Regions from separate parts of the Homo sapiens genome. Here region 1 is linked to region 2. A link is an interaction called in ENCODE POLR2A ChIA-PET data of the cell type or tissue named here. Cell type or tissue: Panc1. All regions are shown on one strand. Links, peaks and the distances in the headings refer to the core of each region. The heading gives the core; the rest is flanking DNA.

Region 1 (7,832 bases), core at 1,176-6,175, 380 kb after region 2:
TGCGCACTACACTTCTTATGGTGACTGGTTTTCATGCTCTTATTTCTTTTCTTTTAGCCTTTATTTTTCTCGGTAGCACCAATGAAAAGAATAGAGAAGACACAGATGTGATAGCCTTAATGCAGCACTTATTAAGTAGGTAGACATGAGTATCATTCAGTTGTATTTTTAGTGTTTTTATATTATTGCTTTGGAGTTTTGGAGTTTAGAAGCCAATTTTGGAGTATTGGAAGCTGTTTTGAAGCAAAAAAATTATATGTTCTAGTTTGTGTGTGTTTATATGCTTAATAATTTTAGATATTTGAATTAAATACATGTGTTAACTTCAATCAAATATATAATTTTTAAATAAGATATAATTGTATATACTTGTTTTTTCAAACTAAAAAATGGTAAAACTTAGCCTTTTGTAATTGAGAAAGATATAAATAAAATTAATTGTAAAATAAGCTTTGCAGTAAGAAAAATGGGAGATTTTCAAGCTCCATAAAAGTAAATGCAAAGGAGAATTAATGTTTACGAATGAAAGAAATTTTCTATTGATTATGAATGAATCTTAGAGCATAGCTTAGAGTCATATGCATTATCATTGTGAAACTTAATCTCACATTTCAGTTTTTTAACCATCCTCTTTCACTTTCCCCATTCAACCACTCTTAAAATTGGTCATGGAATTTTTACGTTGTAGTGCTTGTGAGATGATAGTCATGGGGTTTAAATGCTTGAGGAAGTCAGTGAGGGGTTTAGTTGTAGAAAGAATGGTTTTTTGTGTTCGTTTTTGTTTTTAAGACAGTATCTTGCTTTGTCACCTAGGCTGGAGCATAGTGGCACAGTCGTGGCTCACTGCAGCCTCAGCCTCCCAGGCTCAACCAGTCCTCCCACCTCACCCTCCCTGGTAGCTGGGACTATGGGCATGTGCTACCACACCTGGCTGATTTTTGTATTTTTTGTAGAGGGTGTTGCCATGTTGCCGGGGCTGGTCTTGAACTCTTGGGCTCAAGCAATCCCCCCACCTCAGCCTCCCAAAGTGCTGGGATTACAGACATGAGCCACCATGCCCTACTGAAAGAATTTTAAAAAGTAACCCCAGGGTTATATGTATCCATTGATTACGAGCATTTCTAATGACCCCATAACTGATTTCTTGTGAATGAAGATTTTGGCCAGGCGTGGTGGCTTGTGCTTGTAATCCTAGCACTTTGGGAGGCTGAGGCGGGAGGATTGCTTGAGGCCAGGTGTTCAAGACCAGCCTGGGCAACACAGTGAGACCCCCACCTTCAAAAAAATAAAAATTAAAAAATTGAAATAAAAAATTGTTTTGGAAATTACAGTTTAGAATGATCTCAAGAGCTCTTGTTTTCACTTAGAGTAGTAGCTCTTTTTCCATTTAGTTATATCATTTAAGTGGGTTGAGGAGAAAGCTATTTTGACATTCATTGTAAGATGAAGAATAGCATCTGCAGATTATTTTATTCTTTGTTAGTACAGAATTTTATTTTCTAATTATAAACTTATATTTAGCTGTATAAATAGAAAGTTTGGAAAGCAGAGGAGAAGTGCAAAGTACCTGCAATCTAAGGGAAATATTTGATTTCACAGCATTTTATTTACTTGGTGAAAACCAAATACAATGGCAAATGTTCCACAGGAGACTAAAGTTAAACCACTGAAATCACGCATATCTGAGCATGAACAGACAAGGCATTTGTGTCACCAAGAAGTCAAGGAGACCCAAAATAAACATTTACGTGACTGCCAGGCGCAGTGCCCTTTCATATTTGCATTTTGCCTGGTGTGAACATCGTTTTACCAGAGTATGGAAATGTTTTCATTTTGGACATAACTTTCTCTTCTAATATTCGATTGGGACTATCATAGGCCATTTGGGGGAAAATAATAAAACATATCTTCAAGTTTTAAAATTTTACTTAATTTTGGACATGTGCAAGAAAATTTACTGCTACTGGTACTTGCTCTGAATTTCTAGGTTTCAATTTTGGTGAGACTAGACTAGTTGCTCTGAAAGATCTCTGCGCTGTATTCATCTTACAAGTCTACTTTTATACTGATACTCATTCCTTGGGAAGACATAAAAGAATGAAAAGGTGATGCAGTTCATTTTCCACAGCATTGAACACTCATTTGTCACCAGCGTAGAAGGGATTTGGGGAGAGATTAAGCAGTAGCAGTAATAGTCAATAATCTGCGTCTAAAGTGGCTTGCTGGCTTTACTTCAGTAAATTCTGGCCATGTGAAGAATACCTAAATCAACTATCAGAGTTCTTAACAGTGAACCTGTCATAACTATGATTTTTTTTTCTTTTTTGCAATTATAGAATTGATTTTTTTTTTCCTTTTGAGGCAGAGTCTTGCTCTGTCACCTGTGCTGGAGTACAATGCCACAATCTCGGCTCACTGCCACTTCCGCCTCCCGGGTTCAAGCAATTCTCCCGTGTCAGCCTCCCGAGAAGTTGGGATTACAGGCGCATGCCACTACCGCTGGCTAATTTTTATATTTTTAGTAGAGAGAGGATTTCATCATGTTGGCCAGGCTGGTCTTGAACTCCTGACCTCAGTTGATTCCCCTGCCTCCGCCTCTTAAAGTGCTGGGATTGCAGGTGTGAGCCACCGTGCCTGGCCTGATTTAACAATTTTAATACAGGGATTCTTAGCAAATAAAATATCTCATCAAATTGTGAAGACACAGAGCTGATAGCTGAAAAATGATTCCTGGTTAAAATCTGATACTTTAGAAAATACTTGGAATGCTGCCTCCAATTTGGTGTAATTTCCAATATCAAAAACAAATGAATCTTATGTATTTGAGTCTGAACTTTTTTTTGGATAATATGAATATGAGTCTCATTTACACTCTGGCTAATCAGAAAGTATTTGTTTTTAATTAAAAATTATGTTTAAGCAGTGTAATCAATAAAAATTAAAACTTCAAGGCCGGGGGCGGTGGCTCACGCCTGTAATCCCAGCACTTTGGGAGGCCGAGGCGGGCGGATCACGAGGTCAGGAGATCGAGACCACGGTGAAACCCCGTCTCTACTAAAAATACAAAAAAAAAATTAGCTGGGCGCAGTGGCGGGTGCCTGTAGTCCCAGCTACTCGGGAGGCTGAGGCAGGAGAATGGCGTGAACCTGGAAGGCGGAGCTTGCAGTGAGCGGAGATCGCGCCACAGCACTCCCGCCTGGGCGACAGAACGAGACTCCGTCTCAAAAAAAAAAAACAAAAAACAAAAAAACAAAAAAAAACACTTCAAACCTTGCATCTGAATAAAGGCAGACTGTACCTCCCTTACTTATAACCTCCCTACTTAACACTAGTATAGCATTTTTCTTCCCATTGAGTATATTTCTAGTACTATATTTTTACAAAGTTTTCTCTTGCTGGGGAAAATAAAAGCTAAGATTAGTTTTTTATTGTACTTTATGGAATTGCATTACTTATAAACATTTCCTTTCATCATATGTACTCATACTCACAAAATAGCATTAAAAAAGCATTAAAGGCTGGGCATAGTGGCTCATGCCTGTAATACCAGTACTTTGGAAGGCTGAGGTGGGCAGATCACTTGAGCCCAAGCATTCAAGACCAGCTCGTCGTCTGTACTAAAAATACAAAAATTAGCCAGGTGTGGTGGTGCACACCTATAGTCCCAGCTACTCGGGAGGCTGAGGTGGGAGGATTGCTTGAGCCTGGGAAGTTGAGGCTATAGTGAGCCAAGATCACGCCACTGCACTCCAGCCTGGGTGACAGTGAAAGACCCTGTCTCAAAAAAAACCATTAAAGATACTATGCTGGCTGGGCACAGTGGCTCACACCTGTAATCCCAGCACTCTGGGAGGCCGAGGCAGGCAGATCACGAGGTCAGGAGATTGAGACCATCCTGGCTAGCACAGTGAAACTCCGTCTCTACTAAAGAAAAATACAAAAAATTAGCCGGGCGTGGTGGCGGATGCCTGTAGTCCCAGCTACTCGGGAGGCTGAGGCAGGAGAATGGCGTGAACCCTGGAGGCCAAGCTTGCAGTGAGCTGAGATAGCGCCACTGCACTCCAGCCTGGGTGACAGAGCGAGACTCCATCTCAAAAAAAAAAAAAAAAAAGAAACTATGCTATGTTTGGAAAAACAAGGAACTCTTTAGAGCAAGCCTGGCTGAGCAGCCTCCTATAGTAGGAAAGCTCGTTGTTACTTTTGCCGTTTGAAAAGTCACTTAACCTCTCTAATCATTATTGTGAAGGTCATTGCCTTTTTGGTGGCTCAGCCAAATATTGTTTTGAGAGTCTGGATGGGAGGCTGACTGACACTTTCTGTGACTTAGAGTCAGCTCTTAAGGAAATCTCAGGAGGGTGGTAGAAGTAGGGCCCTTTCCATTTTCAGATTTTTATCTGGTCTCTGGAGACCAGGTAACTGTCAAGTTGGTTTCAGTACCTCTTGAGTGGCAATTTTCGTCAGTCATCATTAGAGGTAGATATTGGATAGAATATATAATAACAGCAGTATGTAGGTAGAAAGTATGAGGAAAATATACATTGTTTTCCTCATCGACTTAATTATTAAGAAAACATGTTTTTCATTTGACAAAAAATCTTATTAGCTAACCTTCTTCATTAACCTTAGTCTTGGTTCTTTTGTGATCAACTGCAAATTTCTTTTATTTTTATTTTCCCCGAGACGGAGTTTCACTCTTGTTGCCCAGGCTGGAGTACAGTGGCGCAATCTCGGCTCACTGCGACCTCCCTCTGCCTCCCAGGTTCAGGCGATTCTCCTGCCTCAGCTTCCCAAGTAGCTGTGATTACAGGTGTGTGCCACCATGCCTGCTAATTATTGCATTTTTAGTAGAGACGGGGTTTCACCATGTTGGTCAGGCTGGCCTCGAACTCCTGACCTCAGGTGATCCACCTGCCCTGGCCTCCAAAGTGCTGGGATTACAGGCTTGAGCCACCACGCCTGGCCCACAAATTTTTTTATTGGCAGTTTTTGCTGAGATTATAGGTAGTGGGCAAACAATTGTTATTATGCTCACAGGCACTATAAACATTTTATTTCTACTTTTTACTTGTGTATGCTTATCATTGGAAGTAAATATAACAGACTTTGTCGTTCTCTTGAGTTAGTTAGCTTTGTTATGTTTTCATGGACATAATTAACCTCCCTTCTGTGCTTAAAAATGTTCGACCAGTTTTATGTTGTCGTCGTTTTGTTTTTTTTTTGAGATGGAGTCTCGCTCTGTCGCCCAGGCTGGAGTGCAGTGGCGTGATCTGGGCTCACTTCAGTCTCCGCCTCCTGGGTTCAAGTGATTCTCCTGCCTCAGCCTCCCAAGTAGCTGGGATTATAGGCGCGTGCCACTACACTTGGCTAATTTTTCGTATTTTTAGGAGAAACAGGGTTTCACCATGTTTCCCAGGCTGGTCTCAAAAACTTGACCTGAAGTGATCCACCAGCCTTGGCTTCCTGAGGTGCTGGGATTACAGGCATGAGCCACCGTGCCTGGCTGTTCAACCAGTTTTAGAAAAGATTTGGTAGGAAATTTCTTCATTGAGTCAACATGAATTTATTACCACTTCTGGGGAAAAAAATCACTACTTAGAATACATATCCTACAAATAATAGAGTAGTATTTTTGTATGTTAAGGACAAATACTTAAAAAATTTAGTTGTTGACTGAGCATGGTGGCTCACGCCTGTAATCCCAGCACTTTGGGAGGCAGAGGCAAGCAGATCCCAAGGTCACGAGTTTGAGACCAGCCCGGCCAATGAAACTCCGTCTCTACTAAAAATACAAAAATTAGCCAGACATGGTGGCGGGCATCTGTAGTCCCAGCTACTCCTGTTTGGGAGGCTGAGGCAGGCGAATCGATTGAACCTGGGAGGCGGAGGTTGCAGTGAGCTGAGATCATGCCACTGCACTCCAACCTGGGTGACAGTGAGACTCTGTCTCAAAAAAAAAAAAAAAGTTGGGTTGTTAATGGAAATTTAGGGGTTCAGTTCAGGATTTTATAAATCTGGCTGCATGTCAGATCACCCCAGAGATTCTGACTCAAAAGTCTAAAATAGGGTCCAATTCTCTTTTTAAAATAAATGCCCCAGGGTGATTTTTTTTTTTTTTTTTTTTTTTTTTGAGGCAGGGTCTCACTCTGTTTCCCAGGCTGAAATGTAGTGGCGCAGTCTTCGGCTCACTGCAGCCTCAACCTCCTGGGCTCAAGCAATCCTCCCACCTCAGCCTCCCAAGTAGCTGGGACCACAGGCATGCCTCACCATGCCCAGCTAATTTTAAAAATTTTTTGTAGAGACAGGGCCTCGCCTTTTTGCCCAGGCTCCTCTCGAGCACCTAGGCTCTAGCAGTCTTCCCACCTTGACCTCCCAAAGTGCTGGGATTACAGGCATGAGCCACCGTGCCCAGCCCCAGGGTAATTTTGTCACAGCTGGGCAAGTGTTAAGAAATGCCTTTCTTAATTTACTGTTAAAAATCTAAACATAGCACTGGGCAAAATAAAGTTGTAGGTATTTTCATAGTTACAAGGCTAAGCATGCATTTCAAGATCGTAAATGTCCATTCAAATCAAATTCTGTTTTGTTTCAAAAAGTTATGAAACAAAAAAGGGTAATCTTACTTTGTCCTTTTCATGTGATGAATTTGGAAGGGCCCTTTAAATTTATTATAATGGGATTTTATATGAAATTTGTTGCACCTTCATGAAATAATATTAAGTATAGAGACAAAGCTTCTAGAGAGAGGTTGTGTTTATTTTGCTTCCTTTTGATGTCACTTTTTACTCTGCTAGGCACCCTGTGAGCAGTTAGTAAATCTTCAGTAGTGATGGCCATGGACAAGCTTGAGATCCAGTTAATGGAGATTAACTAGGAGATTCCTATCTGGGAATGGCAAGACTGCAGTTGTGGGCACTGCCAGTCTCTTCCTTATTTATTCTGCTTGCAGATAGGCTCCTAATTAGAAGCTTCACTCCATTAAAGCAACACTTGTTATCATAAGTGTTTGCATCCATTGTGAATGCTCTCTTTTAAAACTTTGCATAATACAGTTGCTTGTTTTTTCCTGTGCTTTTTGTTCAATCAATACATGCTAGTAAGTGCTTATTTTTTTAAAGAATTTAATTTACATACAATGCTTTTTGACTAGTATGAAGTGCTCCTTTGTGTACAAGATCATGATGATCCAGCCATTGATGTATGTAAGAAGCTTCTTGGAAAATATCCAAATGTTGATGCTAGATTGTTTATAGGTAAGTAACAAATTCTGTAGTAACCATTTTCCATTGATAGTATTAAGTATCAGTAATCTCTGCATTGAACTGAAGATTAAGGTGTTAGCCATGTTTGTTTTAAACATGTTTGTTGGAGTACTGAGAGGTGTTTACGTCCTTTTGAGAAAAGTTATAAAAACAAAGGTTTTTTTTTTTCATATCTGAGATGAACAAAATCACACACAAAATAATATTTTTCCCATTAATCAGACATGAGGGTCTGTTATTTTTTGTTTCTTCAATATTTTAAATGTGTGGCCTTTTCTGTATCTTACTGACTATAATTGGAGTGAATGATAGAATTCACTTTTATTACATTACAAGAAGGGTATTTTTCCAAAAGCCTACAGGCTTATTTGAAAGACTTGTAGAGGTGTGTTTGCCATTAGTGTTTTTTTTTTTTTAACATAGAGCTGATGTGGTCTCTCTAAAAAACCAGTAAGTCGTATAAAATGATATCAGATCTTTGCTATTTGAAGATCGGGCAATGATTTAAATTTTTTATTAGCTTAAAATGCAAATTTGAAAATTAATATAAGTGTAGCATGCCTACGAATTAAT
Region 2 (7,832 bases), core at 1,918-6,917:
AGCCAGGAGTTTGAGACCAGCCTGGGCAGCATAGTGAGACCCTGTTTCTACAAAAAATTTAAACATCAGCCAGGCACAGTGGTGTGTGCCGTGGTGAGAGGATTGCTTGAGCCCAGGGGTTAGAGGTTGCAGTGAGCTATAATCATGCCACTGTACTCCAGCCTGGATGACAGAACAAGACCCCATCTCTTAGAAAAAAAAAAAAACCACCTGTAAGTGGACACTTGCAGTTCAAATCTGTGTTGTTCAAGGGTCAACTGTGATTACATAAATAAAGGACAACAGTTGTTTTATCATATTTAAGTAGCATTTTGGAGAGGAATTTAACAAATGGATTCTGAAAGTGTTTTGTGTAGTTCTAGCAGCACTGGTATAAATATATGTCCCTTCCCCAATTATCTTACATAAAAGAAAATGCCTCATGTTGATACACAGCTTGTTTTAAAAGTTATTTACGACACACCAGAGAAAAAAGTTTTGACAGATACAGCAGAGTCAATGGCAATAATTAAAAAACAAACAAAAAAACTCAGCCAGGTGTGGTGGCTCACCTGTAATCCCAGCACTTTGGGAAGCCGAGGCAGGTGGATCACCTGAGGTCAGGAGTTCGAGACCAACCTGGCCAACATGGTAAAACCCCATCTCTACTAAAAAATGCAAAAATTAGCCAGGCGTGGTAGTGAGCGCCTGTAGTCCCAGCTGCTAGGGAGGCTGAGGCAGGAGAATGGCGTGAACCCGGGAGGCGGAGCTTGCAGTGAGCTGAGATCACGCTACTGCACTCCAGCCTGGGTGACAGAGCGAGACTCCGTCTCAAAAAAAAAAAAAAAAAAAAAAAAAACCTCATTCAAATCAATAAGGAACACTAAGTCTGTTAGGAAAATGGACTAACTTGAATGGATCACCAACAAAATTTAAAATTTAAATAGCTTGTGAACATGAAAAAAATGTTCAAACTCACTGGCTAACAATGCAGTGTACATGTAAAGCAGTAATACTATTTATTACGCATTAAATTTGCAAAGATTTAAAGAATATTTGACCAGAGATAGTACTCAGGGGCTTCTGCTCCTCATGTGTCATTTAAAGCAGTATAACCTTTCTACCCTTTGGTTTAGTAATTCTGCTTTTATGACTCTGTTTTTTAGGAAGTGTGATTTGATAAAGGTTCAATAAGAGAATGAGGCTGGGTGTGGTGGCTCATGCCTGTAATCCCAGCACTTTGGGAGGCCAAGGCAGGTGGATCACCTGAGGTCAGGAATTGAAGACCAGCCTGACCAACATGGAGAAGCCCCATCTCTACTAAAAATACAAAATTAGCTGGGCGTGGTGGTACATGCCTGTAATCCAGGCTACTTGGGAGGCTGAGGCAGGAGAATCGCTTGAACCTGGGAGGCAGAGATTGCGGTGAGCCAAGATCGCACATTGCATCCAGCCTGGGCAACAAGAGCAAAACTCCGTCTCAAAAAAAAAAAAAAGAGAATGAACAATTATATCTATATGATGATCATCATGTCACTAATTAAAATTATCTTTATGAAGAATTAATGAGTTGCGTGCAGTGGCTCATACCTGTAATCCCAGCACTTTGGGAGGCTGTGGTGGGAGAATCACTTGAGGTCAGGAGTTAGAGACCAGCCTGATCCGCGCAGGGAGACCCCATCTCTACAGATAATTTTTTAGAATTAGCCAGGTATGGTGGCACCTGCCTGTGGTTCCAGCTACTTGGAAGGCTGAGGTGGGAGGATTGCTTGAGCTGGGGAGGTTGAGGCTGCAGTGAGCTGTGATCATGCCACTGCACTCCAGCGTAGGCAACAGAGTAAGACCCTATCTCTAAAAAATTTTAAAAAATTTTTTAAAAAGAAAAATTAGCAGTAAAATGGGAAATAATCATAAAAGAGTAACAATACAAAGTGAAAAGAATAACAATACAAATTATGCAGTTTTTCTGTTTTAAACTATATAGAAACATTGAAGGAAATACACAGAATTGTGTATTGGCCATTAGTTAACTTCTAGGTAATATGATTTTGAGTAATTTTGTATTTTATAATTATCTGTTGAAAAAATAGTTTCGTAAAAGTGACAGTGTGACCTCATGGTAAAAAGCCAGGATGTAGTTAATTAGTGAATTCAGAATTCTGAGAATAGCGTAATCAGTGAGAGTATGGTATTGGAGAAAGCTCTGGAGATTGTTGGAATTGAACTCTAGGCCCTGTTGAATTTATGTTTGTGATAGTGAGGGTGCTGTGGGAATGCATTCTATGTAGTAGGAAGTATGCAGGTCAGAAGAATAGTACTGGAACTGCAGCAGTGTAGGAGAGACTTAAAATGGATGCCTGATTAGTGTATCTGTAAGGCTGATAGGGCCAGCTGTGGTAATCTTTGAAAGTCTATATTGGTGGTGCTGCATATCTGTGATGTATTTAACGTTTTCAACAAAATTAGTGTTATTTGTTTGCTTTGGGGAGAGGTGATAGGATATAAGGATCAAGAGCACGGGCTTTGGTTTCAGACTAAGTTAAAAATCTGGCTCTATCGCGTATTATACATGTGACCTTGGGCAGGCTACTTAATACTCTGTGTTCCCAGTTGTCACATCCATAAAACCGAGATGGTAATAAAATGTACTCCATAGGGTTGTTGTGAAGATTAAATGCAGTGTATTGTACTTACTTGTATTACACCGTGCTTGGTGCGGGACCTGGCATTTGGTAAATATTCAACAAATGTTTGTGCTATCATTGTTGGAAAGAGAAAAGTTAGGATATAGGGACAATAAGTTTGAACCTTTTTTTTTTTTTTTTTTTGAGACAGAGCCTTGCTCTGTTGCCTAGGCTGGAGTGCAGTGCCACAATCTCGGCTCCCTGTAACCTCCGCCTCCTGGGTTCAAGTGATTCTCCTGCCTCAGCCTCCCAAGTAGCTGGGACCATAGGTGCATGCCACCACACCCAGCTAATTTTTTGTATTTTTAGTAGAGATGGGGTTTCACCGTGTTAGCCAGGATGGTCTTGATCTCCTGACCTCATGATCTCCCTGCCTTGGCCTCCCAAAGTGCTGAGATTACAGGCATGAGCCACCGTGCCCATCCTAAACCTCTTAAAAAAATTCAAAATGAGGGTGAGAACTTGCATCTAACTATAAAGCACAAACTTTTCATCTTTCTCAATGTTTTTCTTAACCCATGTGTTTACATTGTTTCCCTATATTGCCTTTTCCTTTTCTATTTTACAAAGCTCTTTTTGAGAACCATCGAAACTATATTCCTTATAGTTATTAATGTGTTCCTATTTCAGACCCAAAATACAACAGCTTCCTTTCTTGCAAACAGGAAATATTCTATTTCTTATATCTTTTAGATGAATCAGCTTTAGATAAAATAATAGAAAGGTGCCTCAGGGATGATGATCATGGCTTGATGGAAGAATCCCAGCAATATTGTGGCAGCTCAGAGGAGGATCACGGTAATCAGGGAAATTCAAAAGGAAGAGTCGCACAAAACAAAACTCTTGGGAGTGGCAGTAGGGGTAAGAAATTTGACCCAGATAAAAGCCCCTTTGGACATAATTTCAAAGAAACTTCAGACTTAATTAAACATCTGAGAGTCTACTTGAGGAAGAAATCTCGGAGGTATAATGAAAGCAAGAAACCCTTCAGTTTTCATTCAGACCTTGTTCTGAACCGCAAGGAGAAAACCGCCGGAGAAAAGTCACGGAAATCTAATGATGGTGGGAAAGTCCTGAGTCACTCTTCAGCTCTTACTGAACATCAGAAACGTCAGAAGATTCATTTGGGGGATAGGTCCCAAAAATGCAGTAAGTGTGGGATAATCTTTATTAGAAGATCAACTCTTTCTAGGAGAAAAACCCCTATGTGTGAGAAATGTCGGAAAGATTCATGTCAAGAAGCAGCCTTAAATAAAGATGAGGGAAATGAGAGTGGAGAAAAAACTCATAAATGTAGTAAGTGTGGAAAAGCCTTTGGCTATAGCGCCTCACTCACCAAACATCGGAGAATTCACACTGGAGAAAAACCCTATATGTGTAATGAATGTGGAAAAGCTTTTAGTGATAGTTCATCGCTCACACCACATCATAGAACTCATAGTGGAGAGAAACCCTTCAAATGTGATGACTGTGGGAAAGGTTTCACCCTAAGTGCTCACCTCATTAAACATCAGAGAATTCATACTGGAGAAAAACCTTATAAATGTAAAGACTGTGGGAGACCCTTTAGTGACAGTTCATCTCTTATTCAACATCAGCGAATTCATACTGGAGAAAAACCCTATACATGTAGCAATTGTGGAAAATCCTTCAGTCATAGCTCATCCCTTTCCAAACATCAGAGAATTCATACTGGAGAGAAACCCTATAAATGTGGCGAATGTGGAAAAGCCTTTAGGCAGAATTCATGCCTTACCCGGCATCAGAGAATTCACACTGGAGAAAAACCATATTTGTGTAATGATTGCGGAATGACTTTTAGCCATTTTACGTCTGTGATTTATCATCAAAGACTTCATTCAGGAGAAAAACCCTACAAATGTAACCAGTGTGAGAAAGCCTTCCCAACCCATTCACTGCTAAGTCGTCATCAGAGAATTCATACTGGTGTAAAACCTTATAAATGTAAAGAATGTGGGAAGTCCTTCAGTCAGAGTTCATCTCTTAATGAGCACCACCGAATTCATACAGGAGAGAAACCCTATGAGTGTAACTATTGTGGTGCAACCTTTAGTCGAAGCTCAATCCTTGTAGAACACCTAAAAATTCATACCGGAAGGAGAGAATATGAATGTAACGAATGTGAGAAGACATTTAAAAGTAATTCAGGCCTCATTAGACATCGGGGATTTCACTCTGCAGAGTAATCCTGGAACTACATTAAAGTGGGGGGAATTTAATTCAAATTGTCAGTTACTGAAACCCTGGGATGTAAACTTACAGTATTGATCAGTAGCTGCAGCTTTCGTAAATTGGCAGTTAGGAAAAATATCCTTTTGCCCATTCATCCCTCTTCTTTTCAAGGATGGCAACGACTGGTAAACAGTAATTAGTTGGTAAAGTCACTGGAAAGGGAAGAATGCAAAATGATTCTGAGGCCAGACGAATTGGAAAAGCTCTTTTCTTCAGGGGATTTCTCTCTGATTTCTTCTACTACCATGTAGTGTGATGGAGAGAACTTGACTGCAGTCACATAACTTGGATTCTGTCCCAGTTTGCCAACCAACTTGCTGTATACACCTTGGACAAGTCATTTGACCTTTCAGAATTTTATTTTCGTCACCAGCAGAATGAAGGGATGGGATTAATGATTTTTGCCTTTTTTGGTTTTTTAGTTTTTTATTGGTATCCTGATAATCTCTGAAGCTGTGGACATAAGTTATTTTTTTTTATTTGTCATTACTTTCAAGTTTCTCTAGTAAAAAATACAATACCACTATTCAGGATGCTGGACTTCTTTTCTTTTTTTTTTCTTTTTTTTTTTTCAATTTTTCTTTTTTGGGATGGAGTCTCACTATGTTGCCCAGACTGGTCTTGAACTCCTGGGCTCAAGTGATCCTTCCATCTCACTTTCCTGAGTAGCTGACATTACGGGTACACTCCATCAAGCCTGGTTCCTAGGATGCTGGACTTCTAGCTTAGTGAGAATGCAGTATACTTTTTGAAAACTTCGTGCAGGAATCCCTCAAATGCTGTAACTAGGAATGGGTCAGTGAAGTTCAAACGACTTTTCCTTGAGGGAGTATTTTAATCGGACAAGGGAACTCTTTTTCTTTTGGGCATTGGCCAACAGGACTGAGAAGCCAGAGAGCTTGCACCTGAGCCATCTCAGCCGTGAGAGTAACAGTCCTAGGAAAATAGATGGGGGCTGGGGGTAAGGAAATGTGCTGAAGACAGAGCTATTCTGGATGGATTTTGGTTTGCAAAAATTCTACTTTAAAACAATTTTGCCTGTAGCAAGTACATTTTTTTGCAATTGGAGTGTAAACATTCTGTGTGGCAACAGTTAAAAGCTGTTATAACAATTTGCTTGGGTGTGTGTGCATGTGTGTGTGTGTGTGTGTGTGTGTATACATTGTTGCCACTATCTAAAATTAGGGCATTTCATACTAAAAACAAAGCTTGTCTTAAAAAAAATTATAAGGGCTAACAACACTGGGCTTTTATTTATGTAAAGCACTCAGCTGGTCCTGGGTAGCAGCTGCCACCTTTTGATGGGGAATCAACTTTCTGACTTAGCTAGTTCTCTCATGTATGTCACCTGACTTTCCCACTGTATGAATGTTCTATTATAACCCCTACCATTTGGAGAATAGATACCCTAAAATCTAAAGAGACTGCACTGATAGCAAGTAAAGTTCAGGGAATGAATGTAGAATTGATACAGAAAAAATTTTCAGTTAAGTTTTCTTTTGTGAAATTAGACCTCAGAGGAATGGAATATACGGGTATTGGTGGATTATTCCTTATAAATTTCATTGGTGGAGTCTGAATAATAATTTCCAACTGAAAAAGGAACTTAAGGCCCTGAATGAGTGAGGTTTTGGCTTCAGGTCATAGGGTTCTGGAGGAACCCCATGGACTCAACAGTGGTCTAGAAATAAGTTCCTAAAGTTGAAATTGTGGGCACCTCCTATAAAAAGAGAGCTAAACCAGAAAACTCTTCACTTATGGAAGTAAAGCGATCCTTAATGCTAATCTTAGACTCAGGAACATTTACTGTGACTAATGTATGTAGGTGTGAAATGCTACCTCTGGGAGAAGGTTTTTGGTGCCTCCCCAACCCCAAGCCTGCAGTTTAAATATTGCCGTGTGATAAATTGGTCCGCATAGTTATTGCTAAGCAGACCAACGAATCACATCCTAGCCATGAAAGGAATGTTTATTATGAGAATCATTCATAATGGTTTTAAGTTTTTTTCTGAAAAGACAGAAAACTTGTTGTAAGTTTTGTTTTCTGAAAAATATAATTTATAGAAAGTTGAAGAAATAACGTAAAAGTCTTCAGAAGAGGCTTGTTCCAAGATGATTACTCTTAGACTCCCTAACATTCATAACAATGTTTTATCCCAGTATCCATTGGGAATCTGGAGTATAAACTTTTTTTTTAAAGGAATTTATTGAGGTACAAATTACATATCATTAAAACCATTTCAAGTGTACAATTCAGTGAGTTTTAGTAAATATGCTGAGTTGTGCAACCATTACCATAATCCATTTTTTAGAACATCATCCCAGCAAGATCCGTTATTCCAGTTTACAGTTAATCTCCCGTCCAACCTCTAATCCCAGGCACCCACTACTCAGTCGACTTTGTGTCTCTAGAGTTGTCTTTTTCTGTACATTTTATGTTATATGTGATCTTTCTGTGTTTTTTTCATTAATGTGTTTTAAGTTCATCCATGTTGTAACATACTAGTACTTTATTCCTTTTTATCATAAATAATATTACATTATGTGGATGCTTCGTGCATTCACTAGTTGAAGAACATTTGAGGTTTTTCCAGTTTTTGCCTGTTAGGAATAATGCTGCTTTGAACATTGGTATGCAAGTGTTTTGAACGTTAGTGTACAAGTCTTTGTGTGGACATGTTTTCATTTTTCTTAGGCAGATGCCTGAGGGGAGTTGCTAGGTCATACGGTAAATTTTCATTTAACTTTTTTAGGAAACTGCCAAATTGTTTTCCAAAGTGACCGCATTATTTTACATTCTGACTAGTAATGTGTGGGGCTTCCCATTTCTCTACAGTCTTGCCAGTCATTGTTGTCTGTTTTTTAAAAATTATGCCCATCCTAGCGTTTGAAATGATATTCCTTTGTGGTTTTAAC

The links. Peaks named below come from ENCODE experiments on the same cell type or tissue, not always from the same donor. Only the 100,000 strongest peaks of a DNase experiment are listed, where the experiment ranks them.
Region 1: POLR2A ChIA-PET joins it to region 2 with 7 read pairs; 2 of 35 experiments call an interaction of 5 or more read pairs at or near these places.

The regions. Positions count from the first base shown.
Region 1 is chr9:111,915,702-111,923,533 of GRCh38, forward strand. It overlaps UGCG (UDP-glucose ceramide glucosyltransferase), which reads left to right. Exons shown (of 9, transcript NM_003358.3): 3 at 7,148-7,250. Among named protein-coding and RNA genes, the nearest start is that of MIR4668, 12 kb to the right of the region's middle. In Panc1, for the core only: no CTCF peak of the experiment used is centred there; no DNase peak of the experiment used is centred there; H3K27ac peaks cover 1,796 bases.
Region 2 is chr9:111,538,301-111,546,132 of GRCh38, forward strand. ZNF483 (zinc finger protein 483) reads left to right here. Exons shown (of 6, transcript NM_133464.5): 6 at 3,357-7,832. The coding sequence ends at 4,870. Among named protein-coding and RNA genes, the nearest start is that of ZNF483, 17 kb to the left of the region's middle. RefSeq lists enhancers at 6,729-6,898, 6,962-7,131. In Panc1, for the core only: no CTCF peak of the experiment used is centred there; no DNase peak of the experiment used is centred there.